Linked DNA regions of Homo sapiens: region 1 is linked to region 2. A link is an interaction called in ENCODE POLR2A ChIA-PET data of the cell type or tissue named here. Cell type or tissue: PC-3. All regions are shown on one strand. Links, peaks and the distances in the headings refer to the core of each region. The heading gives the core; the rest is flanking DNA.

The links. Peaks named below come from ENCODE experiments on the same cell type or tissue, not always from the same donor. Only the 100,000 strongest peaks of a DNase experiment are listed, where the experiment ranks them.
Region 1: POLR2A ChIA-PET joins it to region 2 with 11 read pairs; 3 of 35 experiments call an interaction of 5 or more read pairs at or near these places.

The regions. Positions count from the first base shown.
Region 1 is chr10:12,702,198-12,706,596 of GRCh38, reverse strand. All of the region lies in intron 3 of CAMK1D (calcium/calmodulin dependent protein kinase ID), which reads right to left. Among named protein-coding and RNA genes, the nearest start is that of MIR548Q, 21 kb to the left of the region's middle. In PC-3, for the core only: no CTCF peak of the experiment used is centred there; DNase peaks (open chromatin) are centred at 436, 1,896 and 2,586; H3K4me3 peaks cover 473 bases; H3K27ac peaks cover 4,000 bases.
Region 2 is chr10:12,398,121-12,402,519 of GRCh38, reverse strand. All of the region lies in intron 1 of CAMK1D (calcium/calmodulin dependent protein kinase ID), which reads right to left. Among named protein-coding and RNA genes, the nearest start is that of CAMK1D, 51 kb to the right of the region's middle. In PC-3, for the core only: no CTCF peak of the experiment used is centred there; DNase peaks (open chromatin) are centred at 1,789, 2,109 and 3,529; H3K4me3 peaks cover 478 bases; H3K27ac peaks cover 2,963 bases.

The DNA of each region.
Region 1 (4,399 bases), core at 108-4,107, 300 kb before region 2:
ACTACAGGTGTACCCACCATGCTCAGCTAAGGGTTTGAAAAATTTTTTATAGAGATGAGGTCTCACTATATTGCCCAGGCTGGTCTTGAACTCCTGGGCTCAAGAGATCTTCCTGCCTTGACCTCTCAAAGTGCTGGGATTGCAGGTGTGAGCCACCACACCCAGCCCTTTCCACATTCTATCTCCATCTACACTGCTGTGCTGTGGTACTGAATTTCAGAAGGACGACACGGTAGCCCCCTTAGCCTCAGTTTCAGTTACCTGCCGTCAACTGCGGTCTGAAAATATTAAATGGAAAATTCCACATATAAACAATTAATACAGTTAATAAACAATTTTAAATTGCGAGCCATTCCAAGTAGCTATGAAATCCTGTGCCATCCTACTCTGTCTCACCCAGGATATGAATCATCCCTCTGTCCAGCCCATCCATCCAAACGTTGTCTACACTACCTGCCAGTTAGTCACTTAGAAGCCATCTCAGTTATTGGATTAAAAAACCTTAGTGTACACCTACTATCTGCCATTTCTACATCCACTGGGGTCTTGGGACACACCCCCCTCAGATAAAGCAGGACTACTGCACTGTAATTATCTAAATGGATAAGGATTAAATGAATTCAGTATAACTCAGTGCTAAATAGGGATGCTAAGTTATTATAATACATCCCATGAAGATGTTCAAGTACTGCCTGGCATCATGAAACCAATGGTTAACAGTGAGCATCACTTTTAGTTAAGGTAGCTGTTTAATAAAAGCATTCTTGTCCCTAGACACTCCAGCGACGTGAGATATTGCTCCTCTTAGACTAGCACGAACCATCCATCATACTTCAATGATACTGACAGAAAGCATGTCTCAGCCCTTGGCAAGAAGGCCGAACAATGGAATTCTGGCCCAAGTCCTTGTTAGGGGCAATGTCCTTTGTTTCTGGTTGCATTTACCTTGAGTAGGATTGTCTACATGGAGCCATACTCACAATCGAGGACCAGGCTGGTCTCCCTGAACCAGCATACTTTATACGAACACACCGTTCATGGAAGTGAAATAAGAGGTGCATAAAACAAGATGTTTATTATTGTTATGATGCATGGTACACTATTATTCTATTCTTTTCTTTTCTTTTCTTTTTTTTGAGCTGGAGTCTCGCTTTGTCACCTAGGCTGGAGTGCAGTGGTACAACCTCGGCTCACTGCAACCTCTGACCCCCGGGTTCAAGTGATTCTCCTCCCTCAGCCTCCTGAGTAGCTGGGATTACAGGAGTTCACCATCACGCCCAGCTAATTTTTGTATTTTTAGTAGAGACGAGGTTCCACCATGTTGGCCAGGATGGTCTCAAACTCCTGACCTCAGGTGATCTGCCTGCCTCAGCCTCCCAACGTGCTGGGATTACAGGGGTGAGCCACCGTGCCCAGCCTATTATTTTCTATTCTGTTCTATTTTCTTTTTGTTTTAAGCCAGTCATAACTCACCAAATTGATTTCAGTATCCAGTGATGGGTCAAGACCCAGGCATGAAGAAACCTACAGTCTAAAACCCATTAAATAAGCAGTGTGTATGTCAACTAACTTAACTGATCCCTGATCACTACAGAGAAGGAACACTAGACTATGAAAGAGAGCCTAGCCACTGCCTCTATATTTTGATTCTGCCCAATGATATTTACCAGGTTTTATTTCATGTTCCTAGAACCAATATTATTGCCAATACCACCGCTGCAAGGGAACACTTTAATAGAACAAAAAGAAAAATAAGTGATCTTTAACTTGCATTATACTCATACAATAAGAAATAGACTTTCCATGGGAGATGCAGTAAATAGTTGTTCTCAAACATTTAAAGGAATGACAGAAACCACAATGTTTGCCATCGCAGATTGCAATGCACCACCCCACGCCCCACTCACAAAGCTTGACAGAACCCATTTCATTCCCAGTTGTCATTTTATAAACTGTCAATCATCCATAATATCCACTTCCCTTGAGTTTCAAAACTTGATGAATCATTCTTGGGGTAATCTTTCTTTTTTTTTTTCCTCTTTTTAAAAAATATAACACAATAACATCAAACAACCTCTTCTTTTTGAATGTTATCACCTTAGAGATGGAAAACATGAGACTCTTGAAAACAGGGTATCATCTGGGAGGGCCAGCTATAGCAGATAAATGTCTCAACATGCCCACATTTATACTGGTCCCTAGCCATTTTCACTCTATGTCTCCTACAAAACTAAGATAATAATGATCATGGTTACAATGAAGTCGTATTTCTATTCCAGCAATGATGGCAGCCTGCTGACTGTAATTAGCTACATTTATATGAAATGCTGATAACAGCCAAGGGTTTTACATAAACAATATTCTACTTTTTAACCTTGCCCTAATGAGGCTTCTTCTTAAAATTATATTTAAAAAGCTGGAAAAAAAGGGATGAATATAGCACAGCTATGGACACACCTGCAGTAAGAGTTAATAAACTCCACTAATTGGGTCTTTTGAATAACTTACCCTTTGCACATTTACACACACACACACACGTTTCAAACAGCTGGGAAATTATTCCCAGTATTGGGTGACTTTTGGCTCACCAAGAAGAGTGACTCAAGTATGCAACCCTGCATGATTCATCTATGGAATGCAAACCTTTGAATAAATATGAGAGCTTATTTTGTGACAGCTTTTCATTTCTCCTTTATTGAACTCAAATTTGTCTTTTTTTTTTTTTTTTGAGACGGAGTCTCGATCTGTCGTCCTGGCTGGAGTGCAGTGGCGTGATCTCGGCTCACTGCAACCTCCGCCTCCCAGGTTTAAGCAGTTCTCCTGTCTCAGCCTCCTGAGTAGCTGGGACTACAGGCGCATGCCACCACACCTGGTTAATTTTTGTATTTTCAGTAAAGACGGGGTTTCACCACATTGGCCAGGCTGGTCTCGAACTCCTGACCTCAGGTGACCCACCTGCCTTGGCCTCCCAAAGTGCTGGGTTTACAGGCATGAGCCACCGCGCCCGGCCCACTCAAATTTGTCTTGAAAGTATCTGGGCGACATATGAAAGGTGCTGCTGCTGTTTGACAGAGCCGTTAACTATGCCTCATTGCCTGGTCTGTGCAATGGCAGTGTCTATTACTAAGGTATTAGCAGTTGACCTAGTTCACCAGGAGCCAAGACAGCTGTGGGACTGGACTCCCATGGCCTGTGGGTCTGGTGGCTTCTGTTCCGAGCCCTGCGAGTGAGACCCATTCACAGCACTCGGTGAAATGGCAAATCCAGTCACCCAATCTTTCACCCGACTCCATTCTGTGGTTGAGTGTGTAGGTCCAATAGGAATGGCACCACAGTTGTGTTAAATTCTGGAGAGACTGAGGTTATGGTATTGACCAAAGCTGCTCATTATACAAATATGTGACAAATGACACATTTATTTTTAAAGTGGTTAAACTTCAGAAAAATCCCGGGTGTATTTGACAACTAGTTAGCTATCTTCCTAATAGTAACCAGCTATGGCTTGGATGGAAAAACAACAAAAACAATCAGATGAACTTCTTTGGAAACAACTCTGACCTACTGTAATGTAACACTGGGCATCCCTTTTACATACTAAGCCTCAGTTTCTCTGTAATGGGGACTGTATGATTATAAAATCCCCACTGGTCCCAGTTACTGGCATTATAATCTGAGAGGAACAATGCTCTCTGGCAATAATCTCAGATCATGCGCACTCCTGATGACCTTCGGGCTGCCCCTAGGAAGCACACTGTGGAATCTTCAGGAAGTACCAAAATGGGACAATGTGCCCCTCTCATCCCCAGTGCTACGCATCTTCTTTACCTCTCTCTCCCCAGCTCACAGATGGCCTGGACTTAAATACCAGCTCTGCTGCTCATGGCCACGAGGCTATAAGCAACATATGTGCCTCTGTGCACATGGTTCCTTCTCTTGTAAAACTGGGATCATCATAACTGAACCTACCTCGTATCGGGGATTTAAGAGATGAAATGAGATACACATGTAAAGTCCTAGGCACAGGTGCGGCCCACACTGCTTTCATAGGAAAAGTTAGCTACTGTTATTCCTAGGAACTTGCATTTTTGCATCATTGTTTGTTCAGTGTGCCTTTATCGAGTGTCTTTGTTTCAAGAGGCACAGATGGAGCCCGTCTTCAAGTAGCTCTCAAGAGTGTCAGAAACAGATCCCACACCCTGTACTGTGTTTGCCTGAAACTTAAAAGGGTTCTAAGCCTCTGAGGTGTGGCATATTTAACAGGGGCTTAGCTAGAATATGAGAATGATTTGACAGGAATGTTTCCAACAACCTCACCTCCTCGAGGTTGACCTCAGAGCTTAGACAAATTTCACTTCCTCGCCACCAAGAGCAGCGTCCTCCACCGTCTTCCGTTGTGTGC
Region 2 (4,399 bases), core at 83-4,082:
ACTAAGTGTGGCATAAAAAGTCCCACTTGGGAGGCCGAGGCAGGCGGGTCACTTGAGAGCAGGAGTTTGAGACTAGCCCGAGTAACATGGCAAAACCCTGTCTCTACAAAAAACAAAAATTAGCTGGGCATGGTGGTGCCCGCCTGTGGTCCCAGCTACCCAGTAGGCTGAGGTGGGAGGATCAATTGAGCCTGGGAGGTAGAGACTGAAGTGAGCTGTGATCACATCACTGCACTCCAGCCTGAGCAACAGATTGAAATGCTGTCTCAAAAAATGGCAGTCAGGCGCGGTGGCTCGTGCCTGTAATCCCAGCACTTTGGGAAGCCGAGGCACGCAGATCACTTGAGGTCAGGAGTTCGAGACCAGCCTGGCCAACATGGCAAAACCCTGTCTCTATTAAAAACACAAGGCGACAGAGCGAGACTCCATCTCAAAAAAATATATATATATACAAAAATTAGCTGGGCATGGTTGCACCCACCTGTAATTCCAGCTACTAGGGAGGCTGAGGCATGAGAATAGCTTGAACCCGGCAGGCGGAGGTTGCAATGAGCGGAGATCGCGCCACTGTACTCCAGCCTGGGTGACAGAGCAAGATTCTGTCCATATATATATATATATATAGTCTGAGAATATATATATTCCCGGACAACCAAAGCCTCTTTTCAGCTTTCTCTCTCACTACTCCCCTATACATGCCTGAATGCCAAAACAGACCGTCTTCTCATTCATCCATCCTCTGTGTCTCAGGACCAAAGCTGGTCTACCAGCTTGGAAGCCCTCTCTCTCTTGCTCACCTGGTAAACTCCTACCCATCCCTCAAGCCACAGGCCCAGCTCACCTCCTCTGTGAAGCCTTCCCTGAGTCTCCCAGACAAACTGAGGCACCCTGACGGCCCCCTTCTGAGGCTCCTTGTGGGAGCCTCCCTATCTGCCAGCCCCTCCACACTGTTGTACAGATCCTTCTCCCTAGGGAATGTGCTCCCTGACCCCAGGGCTCAGCACTGGCTGTTTTTGTGCCCCCAGCACCTAACACAGGCCCAAGAACAAAGTAGAGGCTCAGACTGATTAAGTAGCTATTAGGAGAGACAACATACATGGGAAGGAAAAGTAACTGGTGGTTTTATAATTTCTTTGGGGAGGTATATCAGGCCTGGAATCTGATTTGAGCTTTATATATATTATATATATATAAAATATATACATAATATATATAATACATATATTATATATATATAAAATATATACATAATATATATAATACATATATTATATATATATAAAATATATATATAATATATATAATACATATATTATATATATATAAAATATATATATAATATATATAATACATATATTATATATATATAAAATATATATATAATATATATAATACATATATTATATATATAAAATATATATATAATATATATAATACATATATTATATATATAAAATATATATATAATATATATAATACATATATTTATATATTATAAAACAATCTATAAAGGAGAAAGGTAAAGACAGAAAAGGCATTCCTTTTTTGTTTGTTTTTCTGGTTTTGTAGAGACAGGGGCCTCGCTATATTGCACAGGTTGGTCTTGAGCTCCTGGGCTCAAGCAATCTGCCCACCTCGGCCTCCCAAAGTTCTGGGTTTACAGGTGCGAGCCACTGTGCCTGGCCCAGGAAAGGTACTGCTAGACCAGAGGTCTGTCCTGAAGGATGAGAGGAATTAAACCAGAAGAACGCATTTCCTGGAGGCCTACGTCACACTCTGGTACAGTTGTAAGTCTCCATCTGTGAAAACATAAAGCCCTCAAGTGGGGATTCCAGAGAAATCAGGTCACATCTCAAAATACACTCAGTCCCTCAGAAGATAAAGTTCTCAACATCAAGACAATTACATTTTATATACTATTTAGTAGGGATTAAAATTTGTAGAGCTAGCGGCTATTAAGAAAAAAGTTTAAGCTACGTGAAATCAGAGAATAAATCACGGTTCTGAATGTAAATTGGGAGTCTTGGGCAGCTTCCAAACTCTGCACTCCTCTTCTGAGGTCTTTTATCTTCCGGTGATATAAGCTATAGTCAAATAATAAAAGAGTCACTGAGATGCTCTTCTCCTTACTCAGCACTTCGCTTGACTGCTCAGACTTTAGGTACGCAGCAAGAAGTGAGCTCACAGTGAAGTTTAAACGGCAAAGGCACTTCCCATCATTAGAAATCCTCCTTTGGATGCACTCAGAAGACTTTCCAATGGTTGCCACTCTGTTAGGGGACTGCTTCCAAAGACTGTCTTGTAAAAATTAAATGCTTGCCACTCCCTTGAAATTCCGAGTTAAAAACCTACCTACCTAGACATTATCCTGAAATTATTTCTTAAATTCCTAAAGTCGTAACATCCAGGCGCAAATGACATCCCATCGCGTCACATCATCTGCAGTAGTTATGTTTTCAGAAGTTGCCGTGAATGCCGTATTAGCCAATACTGAACCATTGCTCCTAGGGGAGAAACAGGACTAGGTTCCTACAGGCCTCTCTAGTCACATCATCTCACCAATATAGAACTTTGCTTTATGTGTGTTTCTGTTTAAAGACATGTCATTTAACACATATTGTTGATTCATTAATATTGAACTCACAGCCATCAGCACCACAACTCATGCTTGAAGAAACTAACATTACAAATTTTCTCTGCAAGGTACCTTACAGCCTTTCCACACTTAGGAACACTAGACACTTCTGAACTATGCTTGGGGCTACTTTAAGCAGCAAAATCACCAACAAAAATGCAAATACATTTTAGTGAATAGGTGAATTTGCAAATACAGAATCCACAAAAACTGTGGAAGCACTATAGTTTGTTTTACTCTTATGACATTACTGGCATATAGTGCAAACCCCTTCATTAGGTGTCATAGTAGGGGTGTCCCAACAGATCTAAGCCATGGTGTGGCTCCTATCCTTAGGAACCCTGCAGTCCAGCAATGACCCTCAACTTCTTTTTTTTTTTTCAGACGGAGTCTTGCTCTGTCACCCAGGCAAGAGTGCAGTGGTGCGATCTCAGCTCACTGCAACCTCCACCTCCCAAGTTCAAGTGATTCTCCTGCCTCAGCCTCCCAAGTAGCTGGGATTACAGGCGCCTGCCACCACACCCAGCTAATTTTTGTATTTTTAGTAGAGACAGGGTTTCACCATGTTGGCCAGGCTGGTCCAAACTCCTGACCTCAGGTGATCCACTGCCTCGGCCTCCCAAAGTGCTGGATTACAGGTGTGAGCCACCACGCCCAGCCGGCCCTCAACTTTTATCTTCCTGGATATACTTGGGGACTACCTCCCACTCCCTCACACCAGTAAGCCTCAAGGAGACCATGGTTTGAGAGCACTCCCATACCACCTTCACCCACCTCTATGCATATTTCAATACCATTCCCAGTAGGGCATGCTCCTTCCACTCAAGAGAGACCTGCTAGAAAGGAAAAGGCTAACAGCAGCAACTGTGATGCAGGCAGAATAAATAATGTGACACAGAAATCGGCAAGAGTCCAAAGAACTCACTGAGGGACTGCTATGAAAAACTCCTATCCCATCTACTCAGTTACATCTGGTTTCTTTGTACTAACATCTATAAAAACACAAAAATAGGAAAAGGACTAATTCTGACCTCCTTATCCCAGCAATGAGTAATCTTCATCCATATCAAACAACTGAAAGAAAAAAAAAAGACCCCAAAAACTCTATGGATTTTTATTAGGAGATATATTTCCAAATAAATTCTATATTCTCCTTTTATTTATCAAAATTTATAATATCTTTGTTTTGTTCAAATGTAGAATCATCATCACAATAACTAAATACAACAACTTTTGGGCTGGGCACGGTGGCTCATGCCCGTAATCCTAGCACTTTGGGAGGCCGAGGCGGGCGGATCACCTGAGGTCAGGAGTTCAAGACCAGCCTGGCCAACATGGTGAAACCCCGTCTCTTCTAAAAATATAAAAATTAGCCAGGCATAGTGGCAGGCACCTGTAATCCCAGCTACTCAGGAGTCTGAGGCAGGAGAATCACTCGAACTCCGGAGGCAGCGGTTGCAGTGAGCTGAGACCGCACCACTGCACTCCAGCCTGGGCAACAAGAGTGAAACTCCATCTCTAAAAATAAAGAAATAAATACAAGAAGCTTTGAAAATATGTAGGCCCTCTAGCCACAGGAAACTTAATTTAAATGTATATACATATTTTTGGCAAGAACAAATATAATATCCTAGGATAAAATTCTATGAGAATAGAATATGACTCTAAAGAAAAAAAAAGAATGAGGTAGAAATTCCAGTGGTTAAAGATGAGCTTCTTTTTAAATGGATGACAGTGGGTATCAAATCTCTGTGGTATTTAGCT